Regions from separate parts of the Homo sapiens genome. Here region 1 is linked to region 2. A link is an interaction called in ENCODE POLR2A ChIA-PET data of the cell type or tissue named here. Cell type or tissue: PC-9. All regions are shown on one strand. Each heading gives the region's core, and the rest is flanking DNA. Links, peaks and the distances in the headings are about the cores only. Region 1 has its middle 3.3 kb from the start of LINC00908. Region 2 overlaps LINC01927 (long intergenic non-protein coding RNA 1927).

What was found. ChIA-PET counts read pairs that join two places held together with the same protein. Peaks named below come from ENCODE experiments on the same cell type or tissue, not always from the same donor. Only the 100,000 strongest peaks of a DNase experiment are listed, where the experiment ranks them.
Region 1: POLR2A ChIA-PET joins it to region 2 with 9 read pairs; 2 of 35 experiments call an interaction of 5 or more read pairs at or near these places.

Annotation. Positions count from the first base shown.
Region 1 is chr18:76,522,627-76,528,010 of GRCh38, forward strand. No RefSeq gene overlaps it. Among named protein-coding and RNA genes, the nearest start is that of LINC00908, 3.3 kb to the right of the region's middle. In PC-9, for the core only: no CTCF peak of the experiment used is centred there; a DNase peak (open chromatin) is centred at 2,855; H3K4me3 peaks cover 1,485 bases.
Region 2 is chr18:76,630,797-76,636,180 of GRCh38, forward strand. It overlaps LINC01927 (long intergenic non-protein coding RNA 1927), which reads right to left. Exons shown (of 5, transcript NR_110784.1): 4 at 4,086-4,170. Among named protein-coding and RNA genes, the nearest start is that of LINC01927, 5.5 kb to the right of the region's middle. In PC-9, for the core only: no CTCF peak of the experiment used is centred there; no DNase peak of the experiment used is centred there; H3K27me3 peaks cover 324 bases.

The sequences.
Region 1 (5,384 bases), core at 124-5,123, 110 kb before region 2:
AAACTGGCAAAGTTATGATGCATTTATTTTCCTTTCTCTTTCTTCTCTTTCTTCCTTACTTCCTTCTTTTTTATCTTTCTCTTTCTTTCTTTCTTTCTTCCTTTTTTCTTTCTCTTTCTCTTCTTTTTCTGTCTTCCTTCTTTTTCTTTCTTTTTTCTTTCTCTTCTTTCTCTTTCTTTCCCTCTCTCTTCTTTCTTTCATTCTTTATTTCTTCCTTTTCTTTTTTTTCTGAGATGAAGCCTCACTCTGTCACCCAGGCTGAAGTGCAGTGGCCTGATTAGGGGTTACTGCAGCCTTGAACTCCTGGGCTCAAGAGATCTTCCCACCTCCGTCTACTGAGTAGCTGGAATTGCAGATACACCGCACCACACCCAGCTAATTAAAAAAACATTTTTTTTGCAGAGATAGAGTCTTGCTATGTTGCCCAGGCTGGTCTCAAACTCTGGACTCAAGTGATCCTCCTACCTTGACCTCCCAAAGTCCTGGGATTATCGGAGTGAACCACTGTGCCAGGCTGGTATTTTTATTTTCTTATTTTCTTTTTTGAGACAGAGTCTCGCTCTATCACCCATGCTGGAGTGCAGTGGCGCGATCTCAGCTCACTGCAAGCTCCACCTCCCTGGTTCCAGCAATTCTCCTGTCTCAGCCTCCTGAGCAGCTGGGACTACAGGCCGCACGCCACCATGCCCCGCTAATTTTTTTTTTTTTTTTTTTTTTGGAGACGGTGTCTAGCTCTGTCCCCCAGGCTGGAGTGCAGTGGCACAATCTCGGCTCACTGCAAGCTCCGCCTCCCGGATTCATGCCATTCTTCTGCCTCAGCCTCCCAAGTAGCTGGGACTACAGGTGCCCACCACCACGCCCAGCTAATTTTTGGTATTTTTAGTAAAGACGAGGTTTCACCATGTTAGCTAGGATGGGCTTGATCTCCCGACCTTGTGATCCACCCACCTCAGCCTCCCAAAGTGCTGGGATTACAGGCGTGAGCCACCATGCCCGGGCCCCCAATTTTTGTATGTTTAATAGAGACGGGTTTGAGCATATTGGTCAGGCTGGTGGTATTCTTATTTTCTATAGTACATATCTTATATAAGAAAACTAAAGTAGTGATAGGATTTACCTAGTCTACCAGGTTGCTAAAAAACAGGTGTTTAAATTGTGCAATGTTGCGTAGAGGACTATTTGGCAAATATTGGTAACTTCAGCAATCTCTTTCACATCTGACTTCCCCCCAAAGCTCCAGCTGATGCCCACCTGCCCTAACATTATGGTATCTCATCACGGCCATGCAGAGCAGTTTCTATTGAAGTTTCTTTTCTAAATACATCTCCAGGGGTGCCAACTTTGCACTATCAAAAGCCCCAAAATGCTTGGGGAGGTTAATATTTTTAAAAGGCCATTTCTTTCCGACAATACCCAGGTTTGAAATCTGGGTTGAGGATCTTGATCAGGACAAACCCACAAAGTCTTCATACTGAGAAGGAAACATTTGCTCTAAAGAATGAACTAAATATGTTAAAATTAGAAAAGGAAAATTAAGTTGACTTTAGCATTTTCTTAACTGATTTTTGTTACCTGGAAACAACTTCTAAGAGAAGTTAAAAACACTTTAAACTTTTCATTTAAAGTTAAGTGGAAAATGGGGGTAGAAAACAATCTTCAGGAATGAGAAAAAATGCTATTTAAACAAAAAAACTCCACTACTTATAACTCTATTGAATAACTATCAAAAACATTCAGAGATTGTCGAGACTAACTGGCAAATTAATATTATTTTTTAAACTAACTGAAAAGCCTGATAAAAGGCACCTGAAACTATTCCACCAGCATGCTCTTGCTGGGAGGTTGTTCGAGACAGCTTTGGGGTTTTCAAACCTTAAATCAAGTAGAATTGAAAAGTTGACAGAAGCAGAGAAATCCACACACACACGGCTGAATTCAATTATGTTTTGCAAGAAAAGTGACTGAGGTATGTCACAAAAAGTAGGCAAGGAAGATAGATACAATTTCACAATTAACGTCATAGTTCACACATTGGACCATGACCAGTTTATATTTACCAAAGTCACAAAATAATGAATGCTTTATATGTTTCCATATGATTTTTGCATTTAGAAAATGTTTGTAAATTGCCTATCTAAGAAAAAAAATCACTGACTTTCTTTAAATGAAAATTTCCATTTACTTCTTCATCAAATAGTTGTGTTTTCTAATTTATCTGTGGTTCTTTAACCAAGAACAAATATATCATTAAAAAGAAAAATAAAAGACATAAATGATACCTACAAAAGCAAAACGTAGAAGCCTATTTATCGGGTACTCAGAGGGTTGGATAGGCAATTTTCTTATTTTAGAAACCATAAAAAGAACGATGTATTAATTAATTTATTAATTCTTGAGTGAAACTGCCCCAGCGAGTAGCTGTGTGCCAGTGCCAGTGAGGGACCAATTATTATTCGCCCCACACAGGACAATATGGAGAGTGCTATCAGAGGGGACGCCGGGGCTTTTCACCGAGTCCTTGCTGCTGTTGGGCTCTCAGTTGTTTGCTCTATTTTCTTTATTTAGCCATAAGACCGTGATCTGGGGTTTAGGACAGCAATATTTTTACAAAAGGCGCACTAAACCTCCCACATCTGCACAGCTCTCGTGACGATCTGTTCTGCACCCAACGCCGTGTTTTCCTGAGAGTAATATGTCCGCTGTGTCTTTAAAAGAACCACTGTGTCAGCTTTCATCTCGCTGTTTGCACTTTTACCTGTAATCTGATTGTGGGGAGAAAAGGAGAACTTGGGTATCCCTCCCTGGCACCCTGTTACCAATAGCATTTGTTTAGTTAGTAATTCTATCTCAGCCGGGACTTTTCCCATTCGCTGGGTTTGTTGCACTCTGTGTACATAGCTGCATCTCCATGGCAATGGAAAAACATGATGCTGGAGATTCAAAAGGGGGCGAGGGAGTGGAGGAAACACTACCCTCAGGTCCCAGCCTCCCGGGAGGGGCTGGGCTAATTTATATGTCAAGTTAAGGGATGCTGGGACTCAGAGATCAAAGAAGGTCAAAACTGGGCTCTTGGAATGGGAGATATTTATTATGTTTAATATAAATACAAATGTGTCCAAGAAGAGAAACTGAAACCTTAAAAGGCATGTAGATTGTGATTGGTAAACATAAATAACACATCTGAAAATGGGTAGATTGCTAAAATTAACAGGCACTTTTAAAAGCTGTCTTAATTTAAATCAGGATAAATTAAGACAGTGACAACCTCAATTGAAATTGAAAATACAAATCACTTGAAAACGTTGATTAAAATTTCTAACAAGACTTTAGAAATGTCTTGTAATACCTTCTGACTATAAATGCACTTTAGACATTTCTGGTTTCACTCCTCAGCTACATGTTTTGTTATTAAGAGCATTTGTTTCATACCGTTAACAATACAGCACTAGTTTGACAAATTGTGGTATGGGGGTGTGAGTGCCTGATGGAGAAAGAGGCTTTGTCTTTTGGGGGGCCCATTAGTGAAACAACTAATAAGCCTATAGCAAAACTGATATGATGGGAAATGACTTCTATTCAGTTAACTCGATTATTAGTGCTAATTGGGGCCAGGTGAAGCATGGATAATTGAAATTCACAGATAATCCAAAAACCTCTATTTAACCAATAACTTCAAACTTCTTCCCCATCAAACCAATTACCGGAGGAGCTAACAAATAGAAAAAATGGATTAAATTGAATTTCACTTCCCCCAAAGATTACCACTATGATGTCTTTTTTATTGATTAATTCAGAGCAAGAGCCAAAGATTAACTATATTTTAGAGACTAAATTACAGATAGTCCCCAACAATTAAAAAGAAAAAGATTATATTCCAACGGTTTGTTTATAAATCAGTTACTTCAGTTACTTGAAGCTCAGAATGCTTTTTCTCATAGAACAAAGCGTCGATTGGGGTAGGGTACCAAGGTAGCACACAGAGGTCAGCCAGTAACCCAATGACACTGGAAATATATTTAAGATTCTCAGCTCCTTAGTCAAGTTCTTTTGAATCCTAAATCCTTACCCTCCCACCCCTAAATCTCTCTGAGCCTTCAATCTATTTTTTTAACTGAAGTAAAACTCACATAGCCTAAAATCAAAAGTGTACAACTCAGTGGCATTTAGTGTAGTCACGGTGTTATGCCACCATCACCTCCAGTTTCAAAACACTGTCCTCATGCAGAAAGGAAAGCCCCCTTGGACCCATTAGCAATCATTCCCCATCCCCGACTCCTTCAGACCCTGGCGACCTCGGATCTGCTTTCTGTCTCTATGGATTTGCCTCTTCTGGACATTTCATACAACTGGGCTCATAACAATCTGTGGTATTTTGTGCCTGACGTCCTCCACTCAGCATAAGGCTTTTAAGGTTCATCCACGTTGTGGCATGTGCCAGTGTTTCACTCCTTCTCATGAGTGAATAATATTCCATCGTGGGGATACAGCACACTTTACTTATCCATTCCCCCTCTTGGAGGGGTGCTTGAGTTGTTTCCATTTTGTGGCTACTGCGAATGCTGCTGCTATTAAACCTGATTTTGACCCTGTGGTGGCATAAGGAGCTCATCAGGGTGAACTGGAAGGGGTGTGCCCCACTGCTGGTGTCTGGTCAAGCAAACCCTCACCCCTTGAGAGAGGAGTCAGTGGGAGACACCACTCAAGTCTCCATAATGAGGGACAATTTCAGGCTGGGACAACATGGTGGAGGAAGGACCTCTTCAGAGAGGAAGTGCACGTAAGGGGCAAGGACCCTAGAAAGACCTGTGGGACCTGTGGAGAGTATGCACGTCCTTCAGATTGAGGCTGGTTTGAGGCCGGGTGCCATGGCTCACGCCTGTAATCCCAGCACTTTGGGAGACCAAGGCAGGCGGATCACCTGAGGTCAGGAGTTCGAGACCAGCCTGGCTGACAAGGTGAAACCCCGTCTCTACTAAAAATACAAAAATTAGCCGGGCGCGGGGGCACACACCAAAAAAAAAAAAAAACAAACCTGGGCTGAGTGCAGAAATCAGTCCAATCCAGGGAGAAATCTGGCAAATACTCTTGGCCAGCTCCTGTTTTTCTGAAAACATAGGTGCCAGAAGAGCATCCGGTAGCAGCTGCCAAGTTCAATACTAGGACTCCACTCCACAGACAATTCTGTCACCCCATTGTGGGTGTCCTGGATGCCCAGAAAACCCACATCTCTTGATAAAGTCCTCCTGTGGTAAGTCTGCAACCCCTCTGCACCCAGCCCCTCTGCTGACACCCCCTCTGCACCCTGCATCTTTGCCAAGTGGGGAGAGATGCATTCCAGAACTCCAGTGGCAGGATCTGCCCTTGCCGGGATCATGCAGACTTGG
Region 2 (5,384 bases), core at 164-5,163:
TGTCTTGTTCCAGTTCTCAGAGGGAACGCTTTCAACTTTTCCCCGTTCAATATAATGTTGGCTGTGGGTTTGTCATAAATGGCTTTTATTACCTTAAGGTATGTCCCTTCTACGCCAGTTTTGCTGAGGGTTTTAATTATAAAGCGATGCTGGATTTTGTCAAATGGTTTTTCTGCATCTATTGAGGTGATCATGTGATTTTTAATAACTTCGCTTTTTTTTCTATCTGATTTAAAAGGCAACTGTATAAAACAAAATTTATAAATCTATTTTTGATGGGCACTTAAGGTATAAAGATATTTTGTGACAATAGCAGCATGGAGAGCAGAGCTATAAAGAAACAAAGTTTTTATATTTAGTTGAAATCAAGTTGGTATGAATCCAAACTAGATTTTCAGAAATCAAGATGCTAATTTTAATCCCCAGGGCGACTACTTAGAAAATAACTCACAAATATAAGTAAAAGAAACAAACAGGCCAGGCGCAATGGCTCACGCCTGTAATCCCAGCAATTTGGGAGGCCGAGGCGGGTGGATCACCTGAGGTCAGGAGTTCAAGACCAGCCTGACCAACATGGAGAAACCCCATCTCTACTAAAAATACAAAATTATCCAGGCATGATGGTGCATGCCTGTAATCTGAGCTACTCAGGAGGCTGAGACAGGAGAATTGCTTGAACCCGGGAGGCAGAGGTTGCAATGAGCCGAGATCACGCCATTGCACTTTAGCCTGGGCAACAAGAGCGAAACTCTGTCTCAAAAAAAAAAAAGAAAAAAAAAATTAGCCGGGCGTGGTGGCACGTGCCTGTAGTCCCAGCTACTCAGGAGGCTGAGGCAGGAGAATCATTTGAACCCGGGAGGTGGAGGTTGCAGTGAGCCCAGATCATGCCACTGCACTGCAGCCTGGGTGACAGAGCGAGACTCCGTCTCAAAAAAAAAAAAAAAAAAAAAACAAGGAAACATCCTTCATTATCAGTAATTATATTAAATGCAAATGAATTAAATTCTACAATAATTCTACAATGAAAAGGCAGAGATTTGCCGCATGGATTTAAAAAACTACTTGATCCAAGTATATGCTCTTCACAAAAGACACTTTCTTTTTTTTCTTTTAAGTTCTGGGGTACATGTGCAGGATGTGCAGGTTTGTTACCGTAGGTAAATGTGTGCCATGGTGACTTGCTGCACCTATCAATCCATCACTTAGGTATTAAGCCCAGCATGCATTAGCTATTTTTCTTGATGCTCTCCCTCCTCCCCACAGCTCCGGACAGGCCTTAGTGTGTGTTGTTCCCCTCCCTGTGTCTATGTGTTCATGTTGTTCAGCTCCTGCTTATAAGTAAGAACATGCCATGTTTGGTTTTCTGTTCCTGCATTAGTTTGCTGAGGATAATGCCTTCCAGCTCCATCCATGTCCCTGCAAAGGACATTATCTCATTCCTTTTTACGGCTGCATAGTATTCCATGGTGTATATGTACCATGTTTTCTTTATCCAGTCTATCATTAATGGACATTTGGATTGATTCCATGTACAAAAGACACTTTCAATTCAAAGACATAAGTAGGTTGAAAGTCAAATAATGGAAAAAAATATTCCTTGCAAACAGTAACCAAAAGAGAGCTGGAGGGCTATACTAACACTAGGCAAAAAAGACTTTATGACAAGAATTGTTATAAGAGATAAAAGAGTCACTCCATTAAGAAGATATGACAATTAGGAACATATATGCACCTGCAAACAGAGCCTCCAAAATACGTAAAGTTATGAGATAATTGAAAAGAGAAAGAGTTCAACAATAATATTTATTTGAAGATTTCAATATACCCCTTTCAATAATGGATAGAACAACTAAACAGAAGATCATCAAGGAAACAGAAGACTTGAAAAAATTATAAACCTACTAGACCTAATAGACATTTATAGGACACTCCACTCAACAACAGCAGAATGCCCATTCTTCTCAATTATACATGGAGCATTCTCCAGGATAGACCATATGTTATGACATAAGTCTTTATAAATTCACGTCATACAAAGTATCTTCTCCAACCCAATGGAATAAAACTAGAAATTAATAATAGAAGAAAAACTGGAAAATTCACAATATGTGGAAATTAAACAACACACCTAAACAATCAATGGATCAAAGAAGAAATCACAAAGGAAATTAGAGAATATTTGGAGATGTATGAAAGCAAAAACACACAATACCAAAACCATGGGAAGCAGTATTTAGAGAAACATTTATAGTTGTAAAATTCTGCATTTGAAAAGAATAAATATCTCAAATCAATAACCTAGCTTTGTACGTTAAGGAACTAGAAAAAGAAGAGCAGGCAGGGCATGGTGGCTCACACCTGTAATCCCAGCACTTTAGGAGGCTGAGGCAGGCGGATCACAAGGAGGCAGAGGTTGCAGTGAGCCGAGATTGCGCCACTGCACTCCAGCCTAGGCAACAGAGCAAGACTCTGTCTCAAATAAATAAATAAATAAATAAAGGAAAAGAAGAGCAAACTGAAACCCAAAACAAGCAAAAGAAGTAAACAATAAAGATTAGACTAGTGATAACAAAGTAGACAATAGAAAAATGAGAAAAGAAGTGAAACCAAAAATTGGCTCTTTGAAAAAAAAAAAAATCAACAAAATTGACAGACCTTTAGCTAGTCTGACCAAGAAAACAGTGAGAAGATTCAAATAACTAAAATTAGGAATGGAAGCAGGGACATTGCTACCAACTTCACAGGAAAAAAATGAATAAGACTATAATAATTGTATGCTACTAGGATTTGGATGTGGTTTGTTCTTACCAAAACTTGTGTTGAAATTTCCTTCCCCATATGGCAGTGTTGAGGGGTGAAGTCTAGTGAAAATGTTTGAGTCTGGGGGTGGGTCCCTCATTGACAGATTAATGCCATCTTGTGGCAGTAAGTTCTCACTCTCATGGGACATTGTGAGTCCTGATTTCAGCAGCAGCTGTTCCAGATGTACTGTCCTTATTAACATGCAGCCATTATTCTGCATGTTTCTGTGTGGATATTTTTAGATAAGATTAGCATTTAAATTGGTGGACTTTCAGTAAAGCAAATTGCCTTCTGTAATGTGGGTGGGCCTCATCTAATCAGTCGAAGGACTGAATAAATCAGCCTAACCTCTCCAGAGCAAAAAGGAATTCTGTGGCAGACAGTCTTCAGACTTGAACTGCAGTCTTGGCTCTTCCTTAGATCTCCAGCCTGCCAGTCAACCCTGCAGATTTTGGAGTAGCCAACTTCCACAACTGCATGAACCAATTCCTTAAAATAAGTCTCTTTATGTGTGCACTACATATACACATCCTGTTGTTCCTCTTTCTCTGGAGAACTCTGACTAACACCATCTTCTACAGACAGGACCAACAAGCTGTCAGGTTTATGAAGAATTAATATTTGGGAAGCCCTCGTGTATAAAGACTTCAGACCATTTGAGGTGTTGGCTGAAAGCAAAATAAACCTGATAATAAAAAGAAGTCTTAAATATCAGCTTTGGCCTCATGAACAGCTGCAGAAATCCAGACTGTATCCTCTCCTTCCTGCTGTGTCATGTATATATTTATGAGTTAATTAATTTTTGTTTGATTCCTCTCTCTTCTCTCTCACTATTATATATACGGTTTGTTTACAGTTAACTGTAATTTAGTTCATAGGTTTCAGAATAACGCAACTACGGTGCAAGTGGAACTTGAGAATGAATGAACATTCAGGATTGAGGATGGATGCGGTCAGTAACTGTTGTCACCCATTGGTGAGGGAGTGAGCACATTTTTTGTTTGAAATAAGGAGAATGGCATTGTCTCAAACAGAACAAGTTTGTTACTGTTGTTATGGGTGGAAATGAATGTCAGGAAAGAATATTATGTATGTAAATCTAGAGAGTCAGACGAATAGATTTCAAAGGGTGTTTGTCATTCCTTTGTATTCTGGCAGACTCCCCAAGGTGTGTATCAGTGGATGCAGTGCTGGGTCTTCCCCTAACAAAGCTGAAATGCAAGTAAATCCTCCCTCTCCCTGCTCCTTGGTGGTCTGAACTCAGGATCTGGACCTGTCCTTACCCTACGGGATGCTCCCACGTGGATCTTTGACTCTTCCACAGCAAAGTCCTGTGTGCTTTCTGTGGCTCATCCAGTGTTCTACCTCCTAAGACACAACAAAAAGAAGTTTGGTGTTGGCCCATTGCACTGGGAGCAAAGAAGGAGGTTAAAATGTTTTTCTAGGATGTTCTCTATAAAAACCTTCCTGATGCAAAGCACCTCTTTTTAGAGATTTGGGATAGGCTATTTAACCCCTAGCATCCTGGATTCTTCCATGGACAAAGACTGTGTCCTGTGGTTCTGTTGCTGTGGGTACCTACTCCAGGCCTTACCCCCTGGATGGTAAAAAGCTGTCAGGTGTTAATAGAAGGATTAGCACATAATAAAGTGCCCCCCACCCAAGTAATATTGGAAGAATTTAAAGAGGATGGTAATAATAAGAGCACCTTGGAAGAAAAAATCAAACAAGCATCTGCCATTGCATTCTATGCTGAAATTAGGTCAAATTTTGTTTTTAACACAAACCTTTATGCTTGTTTAGGAATAAAAGACACAGTGCCAATAGGCACTAACCTACTTTAGGAATTTTACCTGCTCACCAGAATGTCTAAAACATATTGTCCCACAAGTAAAGATTTTGCCCTATTGTTTCAAACACCATTCATTCCCATGGTACAAAACAGTGCAAAGTATAGGACATGTTTGGTGGAGATAAAGAATCCTTGAATGAGTTTAGATGGTGGTGGTGATGATGATAATGATGATGGATGTATTAAAAAGTCTAGCCGGGTGCGGTGGATCACACCTGTAATCCCAGCACTTTGGGAGGCCAAAGCGGGCAGATCACCTGAGGTCATCAGTTCCAGACCAGCCTGGCCAACATGGCAAAACCCCCTCTCTACTAAAAATACAAAAATTAGCCGGGTGTGGTGGCAGGTGCCTGTAATCCCAGCTACTTGGGAGGCTGAGGCAGGATAATTGCTTTTTTTTCTTTGAAACAGGGTCTTGCTCTGTTGCCCAGGCTGGAGTGCAGTGGTGCAAACACAGCTCACTGCAGTCTCAACCTCCTGGGCTCCAGCAATCCTCCCACCTCAGCCTCCCAAGTAGCTGGAATTATAGGTGCACACCACCACACCTGGCAATTTTTTTTTCATTTTTTGTATAGATGAGGTCTTGCCATGTTACCCTGGCTAAGGTTCTTATATAGTAAGTGGCTTAGATTGTAGATTTAGAACCAAAACATCGATCTCTTGCCCCTCCAGTCAGTGCTTCTTGTACTGGAATGGATCTCTAGACTTGGTGTATGCACTCTCAATAGTG